Regions from separate parts of the Homo sapiens genome. Here region 1 is linked to region 2. A link is an interaction called in ENCODE POLR2A ChIA-PET data of the cell type or tissue named here. Cell type or tissue: IMR-90. All regions are shown on one strand. Each heading gives the region's core, and the rest is flanking DNA. Links, peaks and the distances in the headings are about the cores only.

Evidence for each region. Peaks named below come from ENCODE experiments on the same cell type or tissue, not always from the same donor. Only the 100,000 strongest peaks of a DNase experiment are listed, where the experiment ranks them.
Region 1: POLR2A ChIA-PET joins it to region 2 with 13 read pairs; 3 of 35 experiments call an interaction of 5 or more read pairs at or near these places.

What each region holds. Positions count from the first base shown.
Region 1 is chr2:27,958,158-27,963,157 of GRCh38, reverse strand. The region is part of intron 3 of BABAM2 (BRISC and BRCA1 A complex member 2); the gene reads right to left. Among named protein-coding and RNA genes, the nearest start is that of MIR4263, 36 kb to the left of the region's middle. RefSeq lists a silencer at 3,302-3,596. In IMR-90, for the core only: no CTCF peak of the experiment used is centred there; DNase peaks (open chromatin) are centred at 977 and 2,687; H3K27ac peaks cover 1,717 bases.
Region 2 is chr2:27,852,886-27,870,121 of GRCh38, reverse strand. It overlaps RBKS (ribokinase), which reads left to right. Exons shown (of 8, transcript NM_022128.3): 2 at 11,551-11,683. Among named protein-coding and RNA genes, the nearest start is that of RBKS, 29 kb to the left of the region's middle. In IMR-90, for the core only: no CTCF peak of the experiment used is centred there; a DNase peak (open chromatin) is centred at 9,751.

The DNA of each region.
Region 1 (5,000 bases), core at 1-5,000, 100 kb before region 2:
CGATTTCCTTCATCTATAGTCTGCTGCCATTATCCACAATTTCTTCAACCAGATGATTACTGTGGTAATTCTAGTAATTCCACTTGTCAAAAAGATCAACACTATAAAAGGAATTTTGGTATGGTTAATTAGTTCAAATAAGAATTCTGCTGAGAGCTCCTTTCAGTACCATAAAACTGTCAATGCAAATAAGAAAATAAAGTTGTTTTGTTCCTACGACAAAAATATTTTTTGAATGAGCACTGTAATGTTGTCTCGTGGATAATATTCTTTTTAATGATAGTAGCTACATATGCATTTACCAAGAACACTACTAAAGCAATTGCTACAATAGGTAGTAAATTAGATGACATCAAATGGTCTTTAGCTCTAAAAACATATGCAGTTCTTTCAGTTCAGTTAATTATTAAGATGACATAAATTCTGACAAACCCATGTTTCTTAAGAGGTACTATAGCAAAATAGTAGCTTGAAGAGCTAATATTCTATTTTAATTAAATTTGCTTTTGACCATATCAAATTTCTTTCTGATCCCTTCTGTTTCATAAAATAAAACTGGGTACTTATTTAAATCAAAAGCTACAGTTAAAATCTTTTGATAACTTCATTTCTAAATACATTTTAAGTACATTTGAAAATGAAAACCCAATTTTTTCACTCACAAATGCTCAAAGAGTTTAGCTATACGTATCTGGTCCACTTTATTATCTTGACCTTTAAGTTTCCTTCCCTCATATTTCCCACATTAAAGAAAAACCACCAGGCACAGTGGCTCACACCTGTAATCCCACCACTTTGGGAGGCCAGGAGGATCCCTTGAAGCTAGGAGTTAGAGACCACCCTAGGCAATAAAGCAATGCCCTGTCTCCATAAAAAATTAAAACATTAGCCAGATGCAGTGGCTTACACCAGTAATCCCAGAAACTTGAGAGGCTGAAGCCGGAGGATTGCTTTAACCCAGGAGTTTGAGGCTGCAGCAAGCTATGATTCAGTACATTCCAGCCTGGGTGACACAGAGTGAGATCTCATTTCTTAAAAAAAAGAAACAAACAAAAATTTCCAAATGATTTTAGAAAGTAGTTCAAAACTGTTGTTTAACTTATGAATCAAAAAGATATAATTAAGGGGGGCCAGGCATGGTAGCACACGCCTGTAATCTCACTATTTTGGGAGGCTGAGGCAGGATAATCATTTGAGCCCAGGAGTTTGCGATCAGCCTGGACAACATAGTGAGACCCCATCTCTACAAAAAAAATTTAAAAATTAGCCAGATGCGGGGGTGCATGCCTGTAGTCCCAGCTACTCAGGAGGCTGAGATGGGAGGATCACTTGAGCCTAGGAGGTCAAGGTTACGGTGAGCTATGATTGCACCACTGCACTCCAGCCTGGGTGACAGAGTGAGACCCTCTCTCTCAAAAAAAAAAAAAAAAAAAAAGATAATTAAGGGAATTAGAGATGTATTAGGCCAGGTAATAGAAGTGAATCACAAATCCATATTACTGGGTCAAGGCATAGAAGATACAATCACATGCTAACTACAGATACTCCTCAACTTACAATGGGGTTACCTCCCAGTAAGCCCATCATAAGCTGAAAATATTGTTAAGTAAAAAATGCATTTAATAACCTACTGAACATCATAGCTTAACCTAGCCTACCTTAAATGTGCTCAGAACACTTACATTAGCTTATAGGTAGGCAAAATCATCTAACACAAAGTCTATTTTATAATAAAGTGTTGACTATCTCATGTAATTGATTGACTACTATACTGGAAGTGAAAAGCAGAATGGTTGCATGGGTACTCAAAGCATAGTTTCTACTGAATGTGTATCACTTTCGCACCACCGCAAAGGGAAAAAATCCTAAGTTGAACCATTGTAAGTTTGAGGATCGGACCGTCTGTTGTCTTAAAAACACATATAGCAAAATAAAGCACTTAGGACTATTCTCTACATCTCAAAGCTGAAACTGAGCCTTTGTCTCACATAAGCCTGATTAACTTCTCACCCTGTCTTCACCAATTTCTGCAGGTGATTTCTGTCCTCAGAAACAAAAAAAAAATAACCAACCACAAGTTGTTACTCCTAAAGTGTCTAAGAGATGGCCACACAATAATGGAAGTTTTTCAGTTTACTTCCCAATGCCAACTGACCACCACCTTCCCCAGCTGATGTATGGCAGAAGGCATTAGCATCTGATAGTGTGTTTGCTTCCTATTCAGCAAAGCCATTGCTTATCCTTATTTCTCATCATAAGCAGTTGATTTGCTCTTATCTACTAATACTGAGAAGCAGGTTATTATTGTATGATAATAAAGATGATATTTATTTCCTAACATGTGAAGTGGAAAAAGCATTGGGCTTGGGACTCAGAAGTCCTGGACTTGAGTTCCAGGTCCCTGATCTCCCAGTTATTTGACCTCAGGCTAGTCACTTAGGCTCTGTGGTCCTGTCTTATATGTAAAGCAAGACAGCCAGCCCTCAGAAAGTTGTTGGAAGATTAAAATGAGATCATTTTAAGTAAAACTACTTTGGAAAATACGAAATGTTATATGACTGTAAATATTTCTTTCTAATTCCTAGCTGAGCTACGCAAAGTAGAAACTTAAGGCTGATGTGGCACAGCTCGACACAGACAAGCAACACTTGCCAAAAAATCAGTAGAAATAACCACAGAATGCTAGCTGGGGAGAAAAAAAAAACCACACCAATCTTTCTTTGAATTCTGAGTTCATTGTTTAACAATGAGTCTTTTGCTGACTGCACACACAGGCACAAACCAGAGCACTAGCAGCAGAATCAAACTTGCACACAAAGGGCAATCTTGGACTATGCCTTATACTTTAGCTCCCACAAAATAGTGCTTGGAAGTCTGTGCAAAACTCCACCCGCCTTCACAAACTTTGTGAAAATCAAGTTTATTAGCCTGTGGAATTCATGAAAAAAACTGAATACTTTCTACTGTCAAATAACTCTGAAATGCCCAGTAACTGGATAAGAAAGATGTAAAAAAAATGGTATGAAGGATCCTTTGAGTTCACACACGACAGATCTAAACAATAAGTCTAACAATGAACAAAAGCAAGTCCAGTAATCCACAGAAGATGAAGTGGGGAAAAAAATCTATTGAAATGAATGAAAAATTAAGATGCTGAAAAATTAGGATGAAGCAATCAGAATTCTTCAAAAGTAGACATAAAAAATGCTTTTCAGAAGCAATGAATGAAAAGACTAAAAAATAAAAATAAAACTATGACCAGAGTAAAAACGGTTAAAGACACACAAGCTCTAGCCAACATTCACTGAAAGTACGAAAAAAAAAAATCAAGCAAAAGAAAATGAGCAGTTTTTCAAAAGCAATAGCATCAAAATGGCAATTTTTTCTGATAGTTTAAATGTAAGTTGATGATAACAAAGGACAAAGACAGTTGTGCCTCTGCCAGGAAAATTACGCAAGTCAGACAGAAGGAAATCAAGCAGTGTCTGTGACAGCGAGTTATCTACATGTATTGCAGTTTTCAGGGAAGAAGTAGAGAAAGAAGCAAACACAAGTCACAACATCTCAGAAGTGCCAAGGTCACTCCAACACAGCAGGAAAAAAAAAAACAGAACATTAAGAAATATTGAAATAGAAGCATGTGACAGAGATTAAAAGTGAAATATATTAGACTCCTGATAACCTAGGAGCAAATTCTATCTTCTGACTAGACTACATAAAGATTGGATATATCACAGTTATCCTGTCATGAAACTACTGTTCTTTTATCCAGTAATAGTATTTTAATGAGGCTCTCCAGCATCTCTCTTCATGAAACATTAATTAAAAGATTCCAACAATTAATTAGGTATCTTATGTCACTAAATGGAAAACTGTCTGTCTAAAACTTGCAGGATTCCTAGGCTCTTAGGACCATATTTAAACAAGGAGCATGTAATCCTTCACAGAAACAATACATTGACTCGCATGTGGTTGGTGACCAGATTGCTGGATGCTACAGAAAACAATTCTTACTTTTATAGAAGCAACTCTGCCACTCAATTAGCAACTCATGCTGAGTCCTCAATTTGGACAAAAGCTCTCTAAAGCTTCATAGTTAGAACTGGAGATTTGTTGCCTTCTTCTCTCAAGAAAGCACTTAAAATCTAAGTACCCACTCTAAAGGTGGTGTCCTTCCATTTCACAAAACTACAAGTGGCTTTGGGTTATTCAAATTCCTCAAGTTATCTTGAGATTCAGAACTCACGAACACAGAGCCACATTGAGCCCAAGGCACTCCTCTGGAAAAAACCATCTCTCCTTCTTCTGCAGGGCTCAAAGTACTTCACACTGATAGTGTATACTGTGTGCAAATTCTCCCAAGGAAGGCAGACCACTCACACTTAATGACAAAATGCCAAGCCTCTGTCTGTCTTTCCTCACAAGAGTATTTGTTAGGCAAGAAGCTAAAGGTCAGTCATCTATACCATCTTCAATACTTTCCACCAAGCAGCCAGGCCTTTGTAGACCTTCTACCTCTTGGCAGGTGAGCTCTACTTCAACTTCATAAAAAATAAAAATTAAAAAAAAACTAAATATACATATATACATATATATGTGTGTGTATATATAAACATATATAAGTTTATGCATATATGTATATGTATATATGTTATATATATACATTTATAAACATTTATATGTATATATATAAAATATATAAAGCAGCCAGTGGAATTCTTGAAAAAACTAAATGCTGTTTACTGTCATCAGTTGTGAATTCCTCACCCTTTCTCCTCAATATTCACCCATTTCTTTCCTAATCCTTTTGTCTTTTCCTTCTCCCTCTGGAGACTTAACCTCTATATCTCTGCTCTTCTCCCCATCTCTTCCACCCTCCTACAGGCTCTTGTCCACTCCTATTCTTCAGGGTCTACATTCCAATTACTACTGCCACCTACAAAACTACCCCAAACTCAGTGCTTAAAACAACCATTTTCTTATGCTCATAGATTCTGTGG
Region 2 (17,236 bases), core at 7,337-12,336:
AAAGGAGTTTGAGCATTACTTCCCAACCACAAAAGACCCCCCAGACTGGGAAGGAATGGATCTGCAACCCATTTGTGGATAAGCCAAGGTGAATCGACTTTGTCCGTGCTGGAAAAGGACCAACTGCTTGAGATCGCAAATGACGGTGGCCTTAAAAGTATGTTGAAACAGCTTCAAATCTTCACACAGTCCGGATTGAAGTCAAGGCATAATATCCAGAGACTGCCCCAAAAGCACTGAAAAGCTTGCTTCCATTTCCAACACCCTATCTTTGTGAAGCAGAGTTTTCTGCAGTAACAGCAACCAAAACGAGATTATGGAGTAGACTGGACATAAACAACACACTTCAGGTATCACTGTCTCCCGTCACCCCCAGATAGGACCGTCTAGTTGCAGGAAAACAAGCTCAGGGCTCCTACTGATTCAACATTATGATGAGTTGTATAATTATTCCATTATATATTACACTGTAATAATAATAGAAATAAAGTGCACAATAAATGGAATGTGCTTGGATCATCCCAAAACCATTTCCTCCCCCTGGTCCCTGGAAAAATTGTCTTCCACAAAACCAGTCCCTGGTGCCAAAAAGGCTGGGGACCACTGCTGTAGAGCACAGGTAAGTCACACTTTTTGTGGAATACCACAGAACATTAAGCTTAAGTTAACTATATTCATACTTCCCATGAAATTGTATGCTCTCTTCTGCTAGACTATAGGTTACATAAAGAATACTGCACTCGGGTTTAAGAAGAAAAGTTAAATTTGATAACATAGTGTCCATTCACTTAATGCCTTCTGAATTAAGTAGGAAAGGAGCACCATTATTTGGCCTTGCTGTCTCAGCATCTTGGTTCAGCTTGAAGAACACCAGTGTTCTTCAGAAGTATAATTACTATTAAATAAAAATTACACAATAAATTATAAAATCCTAAAATATAAATAGGTCCAAGGAGCTTTAGGTACATTTCTGGATAATATTTTGTAAGTTTTGGAGTCAGATCAACCTTGCTTTGAATCCTGGCCCTGCCATCTTCTACTGGGTGAACATGGATATGTTTTGTAATCTCTCTGATTTTCATTCTCCTTATCTGTGAAATAGGATCAAAATAATAATAACTTTCTCATGGGGTTATTGTAATGATTAAGTGAATTGATAGTTATAAAGTGTTTAGTGCAGTATTTATCATATAATAAGTCCTCTAGAAATATCTGCCATTATTAATGTATTAGTTATTTCAATTGGACTTACTATATTAGGACTCCCAAAGGAGATGATTGTCTGAGTTGAATTTTAAAGGATTTGAATGGATTAGCTCAGCTGAGAAGCAAAGGAAAGAACTTTCAGGCATAAAGAATAGGCTATGCAAAGATATTTGAAATACAAGTAAGATTTTAAGAATGAACAGTGTCAAGAGACCACGAGGAAAGCCACCATTCTTTCCTGTGTAACATCACCTAGTGACACACTCAAAACAAGAAGTGGTGGAAAGGGATGAAATATAGGTTGTTTTTAGTATAGAATTATTGTTTCTTATGCTCTTATATAAATGACTGTTAAGTAAATATTTGTGTGTTTTATGTATTGAATATCCAACATTATAGTCAAAATTGAAAGAATACCAATTGTCAAAGAAAGTAGCATATTGTGGTTAAAAACTATAGCAATGGAGTCAGAAGAGCTGAATTAAAAATTAGCTCAACCCCTAACAGCTATGTGTTTTTTTGATAAGCCAATACCTTTTGAACTCTCACTTTTTCCCTAAAACAGATGATGATAATGCCTACCCTAGATCATCTTACAAATATATTGTTAAGCTCAAAATAACATAATGAGTTCTTGATTATATATGATCACCAAAAATAGTAGATAAATTAAAATTTAATAATTGATTCCAGATTACATTATTTTGTCTTATGCTGATTTATCCTTCTAATTATATTTTGCTTAGGATAAAATTAAAATCTGTTTTTATTTCTTTAAACTACACCAGCAGATGGCAAAAAGATGTAACCCAGATAATTATAATGTAGTGACAGAAGTCATTCTGGAATTTAAAATTTACTATAATTAATTGGCAAAATAGAAAATAAAATATTGGTTTTGTAGTTATTTGTCACTGTCATTTTTATTATTTTACAAATGCATACTTTTCTTGTCTTCAGTGAATTTAAAAGCAGTTCATCAGGAACTTTTGACAAATGACTTTGTTCCACCAAACCCTTTCTGCTCTGTTTTTCAGCATTCTGATTTTCCCACTTTCCAGTTCTTGTACACATACCTTTGCCATCCAAAATAGTTGTCCAATCCCCACTTCCTAATCCCCTATACATACATATACATTTTGCCTGCCCTTGCCTCTTGCAATCTCTAATTCCAAAATTAGCTCATTCCCCACCTCCCTATCCAACCTTTTTTCTTCCTCTAGGACTGAGCTCAGCTGGAAGGAAGTATATATATATAATTATCCAAAAAGATTTGCTGAGCTTAGGTAGTATTTTAATTTTTATGTGTATGTTTAATATTTTGAGTGATAAGCCTCTCCTGACACCTTGTATACTCAGCCCTCCATGCCATACTGGAAGAATAAAAAGGATGTGCCCCTTTTCGTCCCCATTTTTCTGACCATATTCCCAACTAAGTTTATAAAGACTCCCGTCACATAACTTCATTTTCAATTCGGAAATTTCATAACTGGCTTACTTTTTCCCTTGGGCCTCTGTCATACATAGCACTTTTGCCCTGTTCTCACCCCATTGTATTATTTATTATGTACCTAGGCATCTGTCTTCTCAACTTTCTATAATATAATTTCTTTTAAGCTGTAGACCGTTCATTCAAAAATATTTACTTCTGCCCATGTTGGAGTAACTAGTGAGCATCCAGAGATCACTAGACATGCAAAGAATCAGGAAAATGTGATCTATAACCAAGAGTGGGGAGAAAACCACTCAGTCAAAATAAACACAGAAAAACAGGGATGGTGGAATTAGCAAAAAGGCATTTTTTTTTTTTTTGAGACAGGGTCTTACTCTGTCACTCAGGCTGGAGTGCAGTGGTGCAATCAGAGCTCACTGCAGCCTCAACCTCCTAGGCACAAGCAATCCTCCTGCCCCAGCCTCCCAAGTAGCTGCGACCACAGGTGCACGCCACCATACCCAGCTAATTTTTAAATTATTTGTAGAGACAAGGTCTCACTATGTTGCCCAGGCTGGTCTCAAACTCTTGAGCTCAAACAATCCTCCCACCTCAGCCTTTTAAAATGTTGGGATTACAGGCATGAGCAACCATGCCCAGCCAGAAAGGGATTTTAAAAGACCTGTTACAAATATGCTCAGTGATTTAAAGAAAAAGATGAACAGAAGAAAAATGGAAGATCTATAGATGAACCAAATTCCAGGTCTAAAAAATGAAAAATGCAATATCTGAAATAAAAAATCCACTGGATGAGCCTAATAGCAGAGTGAACATGACAGAAGAAAGGATAAGTGAACTTGAAAAACTAGTAAAAGAGATTATCTAAACTGAAGCACAGAGAAAAAAAATGCACAGTGTCTGTGACCTGTGGAACAGCCTACCATATATGTCACTGGAGTCTAAGAATAAAAGGAGAGAGAAGCAGAGAGGCACTAAAAGCGTTTGAAAAAATAATGGCTGAAATTTTTTAAACTTGATGCAAACTATGCAAACAATGAACATCCAGCAGGATGAGCATGATATAAACTACATCAGAGCACATTGTGATCAAATTCCTGCAAATCAGTTATAAACAGAGACTCTTAAAAGCATCCAGAGGTTAAGAAAAAAAAGGTACACATTACATATAGAGGAACAAAGATTGATTGCAGACTTCCTGTCAGAAACAAGATGCAAGTCAGAAGAAAATAAAATCTTTAAAGTGCTTGAAAACTAAACTGTCAACATGGAATTCTATATCTTTCCAATATAAAGGGGAAAGATAAAGACTTCCTAAAGACTTTTTAGGAAAATAAAAGAATTTATCACCAGAAAACTCACACTATAATAAATGTTAAAGGAAGTTCCTTTAGGTGGAACCAAAATGATTCCAGATGGAAACCCAGATCCACCCAAAGGAATGAAGACCCCCAGAAATGGTAAATATATGGGTAAATACAAAGACTTTTTCTTCACTTCTCAATTTCTTTAAAAGGCAATTGACATTTAAAATTAATAAAGTAATAACAGTATTGTGACGTTTACATCATGTGGAAGTAAAATGTATGACAATAGCACAAAGGTTAGGAAGGGGAAATGGAAGAATATGTAAAGTAGATTACATTTTTAAGTAAAGTGGTATGGTACTGTTTGAAAATAAAGTGTGATCAGTTTAAGATGCATATTGTAAACCCTAGATCAACCACTTTTAAAATACTAGGGGAAAAAATCAGCCAGGCATGGTGACTTATGCCTGTAATCCCAACACTTTGAGAGGCCAAGGTAGGAGGCTCACTTTAGGCCAGGAGTTCAAGACCAGCCCTGGGCAACTTACTGAGATTTGTCTCTACCAAAAAAAAAAAAAAAAAAAAAAGGAGGAGGAGAAGGGAAGGTAGAATATAACACACAAACAGGGAACGTAAAATGGAATACAGTTAATCCAAAAGAAAGCAGGAAAAGAAGGAAATGAGTATTGTAATGTCATGTAGTGATATTGCTATGAAGAAAATTGTTGGGAAGCAATGCTTCATGAATGTTTTCATGTTTCTGCATGATCAGGACTTTCTGAGCAAAGATTTCTGGCACCGGATTAAAGAATTTTGTTTGTTTGTTTGTTTGTTTGTTTGAGAAGGAGTCTCGCTCTGTCGCCCAGGCTGCAGTTCAGTGGCGCGATCTCGGCTCACTGCAACCTCCGCCTCCTGGGTTCACGCCATTCTCCTGCCTCAGCCTCCCGAGTAACTGGGACTACAGGTGCCTGCCACCACGCCTGGCTAATTTTTTGTATTTTTAGTAGAGATGAGGTTTCACCGTGTTAGCCAGGATGGTCTTGATCTCCTGACCTCGTGATCTGCCCACCTCAGCCTCCCAAAGTGCTGGGATTACAGGCGTGAGCCGTCGCGCCCGGCCTAAAGAATGTTTGAATGGCAAACAAGCCTTGGAAGTTAAAGACCTGTGGAGAGATTCAGAGACTTCTCCCCAAGATAATTTGTTTTCCTTCTGAAGGTTGTAAACCTAGAGACCCTCCCCTTCTCTCCCTGAGAGGATTTGTTTACAAAGCAAAGGTCAGTAGGTCATGTGCAGGTGATGCATGCTGCTTCTTCCCCCACCCCAGAGGGGAGAAGGAGCAGCAGCTGTGTGTGAAATGTCCTATATAGGCTCCAAAATTTACTATTAGGGAGTTATTCTTATCATGTAACCTTGTGGGGGACTGGAGAACTAAAGTATAAGTATTTAAATGCTGTCTCTGATTCAAAAACCTGGTTTTTTTTTTTCTCAGAATGAATGAGTCAATACTTAAAAATTATATTAAGAAGGGAGTGTCTCCTATAAGGTGGTCTGGGAAGTCCTCTCTAAAGAGGTAACATTTGAGCAGAGATGTGAATGAAGTCAGCCCTGTAAGACTGTAACATGGGAGAAGACCATATGTACTAATCTTTATTGTCTCTCTCATTGCCTGGTACACTTTTTCACACATAAGTAAGTTTTAAATAAATAGGGCTCAAGGATATGACATTGTGAAAGGCTGGTCACTTCTGGCTAGAGTGTTGTTTGTCCACTCTACAAATTCCAGAGTAGCTGCATCTTCAGACAAAATGACATTTTAGTCGCAGACATTTTAGCTAGGAAAAGATATGAGTTTCACGCCTGTAATATCAGTGCTTTGGGAGGCCAAGGTGGGAGGATTGCTTGAGGCCAGGAGTTCAAGAGTAGCCTGGGCAACATAGCGAGACCCCATTTCTACAAAAAAAAAATTAGTTGGGCATGGTTGTGTGCCCCCGTAGTCCTAGCTAATCAGAAGGCCAAGGCAGGAGGATTGCTTGAGCCCAGGAGTTCGAGGTTACAGTGAGCTGTGGTTGTACCACTGCACTCCAGCCTGGGCAACAGAGCAAGACCCTGTCTCTTAAAAAAAAAAGATATGGGTTAGTAATCAAAATCAGTTAAAAACTGCATAAAGCATAATTTATGTTTCATTACCTTAAATAAATAACATATACGTCTGCAAATGAAGGGTTAGGGAACATAGAATGAATTTTTAGTTGGGAGATTTTTTTACAGAGGTAGAAATAGATGTCACTCACTTGATTTTGAAATTACTCTCAGCCTTTTAAATGTGGCATATACAAATGCTGAGAAGAATAAATATGGTTGAAGAATACAGGCAGTAAGAATAATAAATTAGTGTAATGAATTTTAATTGGGTAATAATTAATAGTACAATCTCCTGTTATAGAGGCTTCTGTTGTCAGAAGCTTGCAGCCAAAAGGAGAAAAGATCAGTGCAAAAGCCAAAAAGCAACACATTTGGTGACTTTTGGCTGAAGCCAATATTAGCATGACCTCTTTGGTTGAAAGACTTTTCATCCCCCTATTACCGGGTCATTCCTTCCTTTGGTTCGAATAATCTCTGAGAATCTGTAAAAACCACATCATTGTCAAGAAGTTAAAAGCAATTGATAAGTTGTTCTGGTAACACCTGTCAGTGAATTAACTCAGAGCACAAAACCCAGGCATTTAAGGAGTTGACAAGTATTATTAAACCTGTTTTGCAAGAGAAGAAGCTGGTTCAAAGAGGGAAAAGCTGTCAAAAGTAATACAATCAGTAAGTGGCTCAGGCCTCCTGCCTGGCACACCCAGGCTCTAACCACGTGGCCTCTCATGGCAGGGAAGACTGGGGCCATGTATGAACATTTATCACTGTTCCTTTCAGTCCAACCTGAAGACATTGTGGCATTTTAAAAGCTATGAATTTGTTTTAAATTCAAATATATTTCTTAGGCATGGTTTTCTCTGTTCAGGTTTTCTCCCTCATTCAGAAATTTACACTATTTTTACCTTTAAATGGTAGTAACAATGTATTTCTACTAATACTGTTTCCTTTTCTTTTTAATTTGAGCAATTTAATTTTTCTGTCTTTGACACTCTGTTAAACCTCTTTTTTTTTTTAATTAGAACAAATCATAGTAATGCTTTCATCCCAGGAGACGGTGCTTTGTGCAGATGCTTTCTTGAACCTGAACATAATTTCATGATTTCAATAAGGAAGAAAGATAGGAAAGTCTCATTCAAATTAAATTAGGATTTATAATTCAGAAATGCTTCTGCCTGTTTGTAACTAACTTCCTAGTTGCTCTCTCCACTCTTCAGTTTATTTACTTTATAAAAAATTAAATCCGCCATAAACTGTCTTAGTCTGGGTTTAACAGAAACCAGAGCCTAAGACAGAGGCTTAAGTGCACATAGTCAGTTAGCACTATAACCCCCGAGTCAAGAGCAGGGGACAGGGAAGAAGGAAGAGCGTATACAAAGGTATTTGACATTTGCAAGTTGACCACTGGCTGCTCAGTCCTTCAGGACAGTCTGAAGAGACAGAAGCCCAGGGGTGGAATGAGAGCAGCATTCAGTAAGGCTCTGTTAGGTGACACCTGCGAGAAGCCAGCTGGTGCCCACCAAGAACTGGTGGCTAGTAAATGAGGCAGAGGCCACGTGAATCTGATGTAGTGACAAGTGGTATCGTATAATACACTAAAATATTCTTGTCGTATGTATTTATGTGCATAAGAATATAAAATAACACACAAACTTTTAGTCCCCACCTTTCTTTGTGAATACCTGTCATTTAACTTTTCACTTTTTATGCATGTACATATCATGGGAGAACATATACCTATATCTTTTTCCTTTTAAATAACATAAATCAGCCAGGCACGGTGGCTCACGCATGCAATCCCTACACTTTGGGAGGCCGAGGCAGGAGGATCGCCTGAGTCCAAAAGTTTGAGACCAGCCTGAGCAACATGGCAAAACCCCGTCTCTATAAAAAAATACAAAAAATTAACCAGGAGTGGTGGTGTGCACCTGTGGTCCCAGCTCTCTGGGAGGCTAAGGTGGGAGGATCATCTGAGCCCAGGAAGTTGAGGCTCCAGTGAGCCATTTTTGTGTTCCACTCCAGCCTCAGCAACTGAGCAGACTCTGTCTCAAAAAAAAAAAAAAAAAAAAAATCAGGCCAGGCGCCATGGATCACACCTGTAATCCCAGCTCTTTGGGAGGCTGAAGCAGGGGGATCAGGAGTTCAAGACCAGCTTGGACAATAAAATGAAACCCTATCTCTACTAAAAATACAAAAAAAATTAGCTGGGCATGGTGGTGCATGCCTGTAATTTCAGCTACTCGGGAGGCTGAGGCAGGGGAATCATTTGAACCCAGGAGGCAGAGGTAACAGTGAGCCGAGATAACACCACTGCATTCCAGCCTGGGAGACAAAGTGAGACTCCACCCCCCCCCCAAAAAGAAATGGAACATACTAATCTCCTTATTCCGTGAATTATTTTCTTCACTCGTGTATTACTTGCATCAGGGTTAGGTTTAATGCCATTGTCAACAAGTTGATTTTGCCTTGTAGGAGATACATCAGGACACAGTGATGAACATTTGTTGAATTAGTGCATGAATGAAGGAATATATGACTTCTAGTTACAGTTCTTGCTTGTGGAAGAGGAATGCTGCTGATACTGGGAGTGCAGTGGGCAAGATCTGGTAAAATATGGAGTTGTTATTGTCGGACAGTTGCCCAGTCATCCCTGCCAGTCTCCCCCTGCTTCCCTAATCAACACCTCCACATCCTCATTTCAGAACAGGAATAGATGCTATACGGGGGAGACACAGAAAAGAGACAAAGGGAGGCTGGGCGCGGTGGCTCATGCCTGTAACCCCAGCACTTTGGGAGGCTAAGGCAGGCGGATCACTTAAGGCCAAAAGTTCGAGACCAGCCTGGCCAACATGATGAAACCCCCTCTCTACCAAAAATACAAAAATTAGCCTTGCCTGGTGGCGCACCCCTGTAATCCCAGCTACTTGGGAGGCTGAGGCAGGAGAATCACTTGAATCAAGGAGGTGGAGGTTGCAGTGAGCCGAGATCGTGCCACTGTACTCCAGCCTTGGTGACAGAGAGAGACTCTGTTTAAAAAAAAAAAGAGAGAAAGAGAGACAGAGACAGAGACAAAGGGAGACTCTTACAAAAATCTGTTCAATCAGCAAATATCTGTTAACCTCGTGTCAAGTGACAGACACATTGCATAAAATGGAGAACATGACAGACTTGGTCCCTGTCCTCATGCAGGGAAAGTCTACAGTTAAGGGAAGAAAGAGACAAGAGTAGGGGAAGGATGCAGAAGAAAAAGAGGAGAAATTAGTAAAATACCAAAAGAGTGAAGAATTTCAGTGATCACTGAATTAATACAATGCTTGTGTTAATAGAAGTTGTTTAGAAATGAGTTTAAATCCCAGCCATCTGCTCCCACATCAAACACACCTACTGTACCCATGATTTTGCCCTTCCCCCACATATATATATACATCCCAGTAATAATCTGGTGATTTTTAAATGAATTCTCACAGTTAGTAATAAAAATTACACTTGATTCAAACCAGTGAATTGTAACCCAGATCTAAGTATAGATGTAGTGGAAATCATAAGTTTCTTTAGTGACAGTCTTACTAATCAAGTTATTTGGCCTGTTTTTAGCCACATGGTATATTTTTTCTTTTTCAGGTTGCTCTGAGTGTTGTTTGTAGCAGCATCAGTAAGCCAAGAATTCACATAGTTACTCAATCACACAGATTACTCATCATTGCCTGTTCATAACAGAATCCTAAGATGTTTAAGATTTCTAATGCAAATCAAAATCTCATCATCACTTGTCATTGCTAAATTAAATGACAGGATAATAACATTACATTAAAACCATTTTTCTCTTGATTGAGTACCTTTTTCAGAAGTGAACCTTCTAGATGTATATTTTTTTTCATCAGTACTATAAATGCATTTAGAATCCAAGATAAAAATAGAATTTAAAGGGGAGGAGTGGGATGTTTTCAAATTATTGATGAGGCTCTTTTGAATCTCAACCATATTTGACAGTGTACTGCAAGGGAATGGAGTAGTTCAGCTCAATTTATTGACACTTTTAGAGCTATATAAAGGAGGTTAACAGGTTGAGCTTGGTCTTTATTGAAGCAATCGTGTGTTCTTAGCATCAGTTATATGTCATCCCGTTGCAAACTGGCTGTTAGGACTTGTCATTGCTCTGTTCTAATATAAGATACTGACTTCAGATAGATCACAACCTATGTGGAAAATTAATATAAATTTCTAACCTGTAAAAGCAGTGTAGGTTCTCAGTGGCCTTACCATTGTGAACTTACCTCTTTACCTTTCTTTCCTATCTAAAGCTAGTTAACCTTTTTTGGTCACACCTACCCTCTTTTTATCTGCTCCCTCTGGCCCTTGGCCCACTTCTCTGTGGCCAGCTAGCCAGTGTTCGTGCCACCTGAGCCCATCTTCTTCACTTGCCCTAGAACTCCCCAGAATGCCTCTTTCATTTTAAAGTCAATCATTTCCTTCCATCCTTCAAATATTTTATTTCCTCACACCTTCCATCTTTAATAATATGAAATATAAAAATCTTACCCTGGATCAAACCTTTTATTCTTTTTGCCTCACTTAATACTATCATCATTAGGCAATAATAGCATTATGGTAAAAATTCTTACCTCTTAGAGAAGCTGATGAAGGTATTGACTCAAACAAGATTGGCTATGAAACAATAAGTATTAAATTATTAAATCTGGATGATAGGTGAATGAGGGAAAGGGAAGCCAGTATGCTGTTTTCTCTACTTTTATAGGTTTGTAATCTTCCATAATAAAAATTTAAAAATAACTTAGCTCTTTAGTGTTCCTTTTTTAAAATAGACACCCTTTTTGAGTGAGCACGTGAAATGATGTGGTATGCAGGATGGACTAAGACTAAAACCTGATCCTGCTCTCTGAACACCCCACTCTTACTCTACCCCTTAGTAAACAAAAAAGATTCTTTAGCACCTGGAATTGTAACTTCCCTCTTCTCCTTAGGTCCTGTACTTGATTATCAGAATCCTGGTCTGGTTTAACACTTCCTGCTTCTTGGTTTAACACTTCCTGCTTCTTGTTAAAGTGACCAGATAAACCCATATAGAAATATACATTAATTTCATCCCATTTATTAAATCCCACTGTGAATAAAGTTCTGTGCTGGCATTAAGAAAGAGAATATGAAGGAAAAGTATTCATGAATAACCCTGATGCAGTACAACACTAGCCACAGTAGTGGTCTCTAGGAGAGAGAGAGGAATTCTGTCAAGGAGACTCATTCTTGATAATGATGCAAACTACTAAATGTCATCCTAAAGGAAGAGATAATCTTCGTTGCTTCTGCTTATAGTTCTAATTGTTAAGACTATTTAGAGCTCTACCATATAGCCTTCCCTCTCTTCTAAAGAACTTAAATTGATTACAGTTACCAATATGCTTTTTTCTTCTCTTTTTAAATTACAATAGTCTTACTTCTCGTTTGCCAAAAACTGGAGAAACCATCCATGGACATAAGTTTTTTATTGGCTTTGGAGGGAAAGGTGCCAACCAGTGTGTCCAAGCTGCTCGGCTTGGAGCAATGACGTCCATGGTGTGTAAGGTAAGTACAAAGTATAGTGGAGAGGACTCTAGAGGTAAGAATCTGGTTTTAAGACTGGAGTTCATTGTTTTTAATTTTTTCAACCATTTTAGAGTGAACAGTTCAGTGGCATGTAATACATAGAGTGGCATTTAATACATTCAACCACCACTTCTGTCTTGTTCCAGAACTTTACCATCATTCCAAAACAAAATCCCTTACCCCTTAAGCAGTTCCTCCTCATTCTGTCTTCCCTTTAAAGCCCTGGGAACCACCAGTCTTCATTCTATCTCTATGGATTTATCTATTCGGGACATTTCATATAAATGGAATATATATTATGTGACATTTTGTACCTGGCTTCTTTCACTTAGCATACTGTTTTTGAGGTACAACATTGTAGCATATATCAGTATTTCCTTCCTTTTTGTGGTTGAATAATATTCCATTGTATGGATATACCACAATTTTTTTATTCATCAATGAATGGATTGATGGACACTTGGGCTGTTTCCACCTTTTGGCTGTTATGAATAGCAGTGCTACTAACATGCATATACATCTACTTGAGTACCTGCTTTCAATTCTTGTGGAAGTTTATTGTTTTTAAAGATCTAAATAACAGAGAATAGTCTCCCTTGTCCTTTATACTAATTTCTACCTCATTGAATCCTCTGGGAAGTAGCAGTTCTCAAATAACTTAATGCTGCATTCCCTGAATGTAATGAGTTTGTAACTGGGGTGTGAGAAGTGAGGGAAATTAGCGTACTCCAATGGGTTTCTGTCATCCAGCTTCTAAACAACAGCATGAGTCACCTTGTTTTTAGCAGGTTTCACCGCAGCAACACAGCTTTTGGAAACTTCTTGTAATAACCGGTGATTTACTCATCTCTAAGTCATTTTCTTCTAATGCTGTATCTTAGATCTGAAAAGAATCTGGGCCTTAATGAGCTACATATAACTGAGCTTTTGGCATAGTTTTGTTTTCATGTATGTAGAGATATGATATTGTAACATACAGTATTCCTATTTTTATCCATGCTACCGAAATAATTTGAAAATAAATGGGCTGCCAAAAGTTTTCACTTTTCATTTTTCATGAAATTTTAAGGCGCTAGCATTATAGCATTAGTATAACAGGAAAGGTAGATGATTGTGTTTCTTTGATTTTTAGGGAAAGCCAGCCTGTGTCTGCACATTATTAAAGGGCAAGAAAAATACAAGGAACTTAAAAGAATGAGCTTTCTCCTGTGAACTATGTAGATTTTACCAAAAATTCTCGAAATGTCATTTTTCATTGCAGTCAGCACTTTTCTCTCCACAGGAGTTTTAAATGATGTATAAACTATACAATTATCACTCCATCTGCTAGTAAACTGTAATTTTATTTCTAACCTATGATTAACATAATTTTCACATGGCTATTTGGTCAAAAACATCACGTGAAGCATCAGATTCAAAGCAAGAAACCCTCTTTTGCTAAGATTGAGCTCTTGATAGATTTAAAATATCAGTGTAATTAATCAGCAATTAATTATGTTCCAGGAATTATGGGTCTGTGAGAGGTGGCTGATTAAAAACTTAGGCCTGACCCATCTCATACCTGATTAGCTATGGAGCGTTTGGAGAGTAATCAGATGGTGCTGACTTAATTAAGAGGACCTGGGAACTGGAAAGAGGATGATATAATTTCCTGTGTAGGAAAACTTGGACATAGAATTGGCGTTGGAAGCTATGCACCCAAAATGGCTTCGCTGGGAAGAGGGGAGTTCCTAGAGCTGGAGACATTAAAGGAGAGATTAGAGAACCCCTCTCTTGGATGTTTTATGGAAGCTATTTATGTAGCCATTAAAGTCAAGATTGGATGTCCCCTGGGATCTCTTCCAACCCTAAGATTATGAAATTGATTTTATTTTAGGTCTGTTGAATTTGAGGCAAAGAAAGAAATGACAAAGAGAAATATTTGAGTTATGGAACTGAACGTGGGAAATGAATCCTAAAACCATATGAGTGGATAGGAGAGGAATAGAAGCAGGGGGCTGTATTTTGGGAAATGTTCCAGTTAGGAGGTTGATTAAAGCAAAGGTACCATTTGTGTGTGATGGTTTATGTTAGCATCTGTACAATTTTGAAAGTTCTATACATCTACCATGCCCCTGATTTAGTCACCTAATGCTTAGCACCACAGTGGATTTTAGCCTGTGTGTCTGCCTAGCAGAGGATCAAAAAACATGACTGCAGCTAAAACCTATCCAGGGTAACTTTGGTTAGATAACTTGGAACCTTTAGACATGGAATTATTTAAAAGCTTAAGCAAATTGCATAATATTCTCAGACTTCTTAAAAAGAAAATCATATATTTTTGTAAAAGAAGTTATTATCTGTCCATTAATCATATTTTATCCATTGTGAGATACATTTTTATTAAGCAAATTAGCCAAACTTGCTTTATAGCAGTTTTTTAAAGATGACAAGTTCTAAGTAGAAACCAAAACCATGAAATTTATCAAGATAAAAATGAACAGAAGGAGCAAAAGAAAAACAGGTAAAAATTTTCTATGGCTTTCTCAGCAAGATTTATTTACCTCTTGCTACCTATAACAAACTAAAATTCAAACTCTTATGAAGTAAGATTGATGGCCCAAACAAACTTATATTGAGCTAGGGAGAAATATTTGTTAAGATATTGTGACAAAGAATATTAAATGAGTTACCTCATTATTTATACAGTGATACATGTATAATGAAACACTTCAAGTACTTAAGAGTTAGTCAGTATTTAGCTGAGTCATGGACCAAAGCTACAGTCTAGTGATAACTGGAGATGGTATTTTCAGATTTAAAATCCTGGCAGATATTGTATAAAATGAAAGTCTTCCTCCCAGGGCAAAGAGCCTATTAGGACATCTTTCTTAAATCTTCACCTGAGTTAAGTGTTTCCTGCTCCATTCCATTGAAGCCAAATGTTAAGAAGAGGAAGTTATTCCTAAACATCAAAAGTTGGCAGTTCAGGAGAGGACCATGGTCAAGTAAGGAACTCAAGATGCACTGGCCCAGTATGAGCACAGAAACCATGAGCAGGTATGAACCCAAATGACCCAGGTCAGGAATCAGCAAACTGGAAACACCTTCAAGAAATTACCCTGTCTTGCTTCCTTCAAATGTGAGACTATCAAACTATCCTTCAAATATGAGACTATCCTTCATATATGAGACTATCAAACTCTCTAATACAGGTAGCTATCTGTTTTCCCTTCAGAACCATCAAGCATGAAGTTTTGTGACAGAGGTGATACTGATGCAGGCTGCCCTGAGGGGCTTAGCCAAGGAGGGTTCTTGGCTTTGCCCAGGCAAGAATTTAAGAGTGAGCCAAGGATAAGAAAAAGCAACTTTGTGTGGTGGGGGGGCGGGGGGTAGTAAGAACACTTAACTTGAGATCTACCTTCTTAAGAGCATTTTAAGCATACAATAAAGTATTATGAACTATAGGCACGATGTGGTACAGCAGATCTCTGGATCTTATTTTATCTTGCCAAATGGGCAGGAGGAAACTTGGAGGTGATGGATGTTTATTACACTGATTGTGGTAATGGTTCCACAGATGTATGCATGTATTCAAACCCATCAAAATGTATACATTAAATATATGCAGGGTTTTTATTATAATTATATCTCAGTAAAGCTGTTAAATATTAAAAAAAAAAAAAAAGAAAAAGCAACTTTGATTGAACCAGTGCTGCAGGGCTAACTGATAGGCTATGTGCCCAGAGGGTAGTGTATGGGCTGTTAGCAACTATATTTACATGTACTTTAAATTATATGCTAATTAAGAGGCAGGTTATTCAGAACTTTTTGGAAAAAGGGTGGGGAATTTCCAGAACTATAAAAGGTAACTTCTGGGCCATTGCCATGGCATTTGTAAACTATCTTGGGTCCAGTAGGAGTGTCTTGTGCTAATGAGCAGTGAGAGCAACTAGAGGTCACTTTCCTCTTTTCAGCCAGCGTCTTCATTGCACCATGTTTTGACCAGATCCTGCTTCCACCAGCAGGGTCCAACTGGAAAATAAGACCTGCTGGCCTCCTAACTCGGTACATTAAGGTGGTGCTGTTCAAAGTCCAGTCCTCAGGCTGGTGCCAGGCTGCATGCAGATTGTCACCGGTCCAAACAGCACAGGAATTGAGAGTAAGCAGTTAGGATCATTTATAGCAATTTGACAGAATAACTTTACAACCGTTGAATATAATAGTAATAATAAATTAGGCCTTGTAGTTTGTATGACTCTTTTTTGTTTTCATCTCCTTGTTATTGTATTTTATAAAATTGTTAGTCCACAATGGATTGAAAACAAGAAAAGGAAAACAAGGCCAGTGCTTCTCCACGGATAGCTTGAAAAGCAGTGCATTAGAGTATCCATCACCTTAACCAAAAAGTACCTTCTGTGCTAGATTACTGTGGGAGAATCATCTGATCATGCATTGAGATTTTCATTTTCAGAGATCAAAAATTAGTCACCAGGTCTTTCCAGGTAATATATAATGAGGTGAAATCTGTCCTTTCCTGAACTCTGTTGAAAGACAGCTAGATATAATTAGTTGGCTATGTTGATTGGAATGCTTAGCCATATGTTCAAACAAATGATCCTATAACCAAGCAAATAATATAAACCTTGTATAGGAAGAAATGGTAGAAATGAGAGAAAATAACTGGATTATCTCAAACCTATCACCACTCTCAGATAATCAGGCCTAATAATGGTGATTGCAGCATTAACTTTGTATATTAAAGGTCTTTATTTTTTTCTGAGACAGGATCTCACTCTGTTGCCCAGGCTAGAGTGCAGTGGTGCAATCTGGGCTCACTGCAGCCTCAACCTCCCCGGGCTCAGGTGATCTTCCTGCCTCAGCCTCCCAAGTAGCTGTGACTACAGGCATATTCCACCATACCCAGCTAATTTTTGTATTTTTTGTAGACAAGGTTTTGCCATGTTGCCCAGGCTGGTCTCAAACTCCTGAGCTCAAGCAATCTGCCTGCCTTGGCCTCCCAAAGTGCTGGGATTACAGGTGTGCACCACCAGCCCAAAGGCCTTTTTTTTTTTTTTTTTTTTTCAGAGACAGGTTGCCTGGGCTGTAGTACTACGGTGCTACAGCTCACTGCAGCCTCAAACTCCTGGGCTCAAGCAATCCTCCCACCTCAGCCTCCAGAGTAGCTGAGACTACAGGCATGCAGCACCACACCCAGCTAATTTTTTAATTTTTTGTAGAGATGGGGTCTTGCTGTGTTGCTGAGGCTGGTCTCGAACTCCTGTCCTCGAGCAGTCTTACCACCTCAGCCTCCCAAAATGCTAGGATTACGGCATAAGCCACCATGCCTAGCCTAAAGGCCATTATTAAGGTAAACACCCCTTTATCTAGGATTTAAACAACCAGCAAGCTTTAATAACTGAGATTTTATATATTCTTCTTATGTATTTTGTTATAAGGCCACAAATGACAAGTTAAAAGTTAATATGAAGGATTTATTCAAAAAAGCAACAGCTGGGTTTTGTATGACAACAAATGCAACTTAGTCTCCTC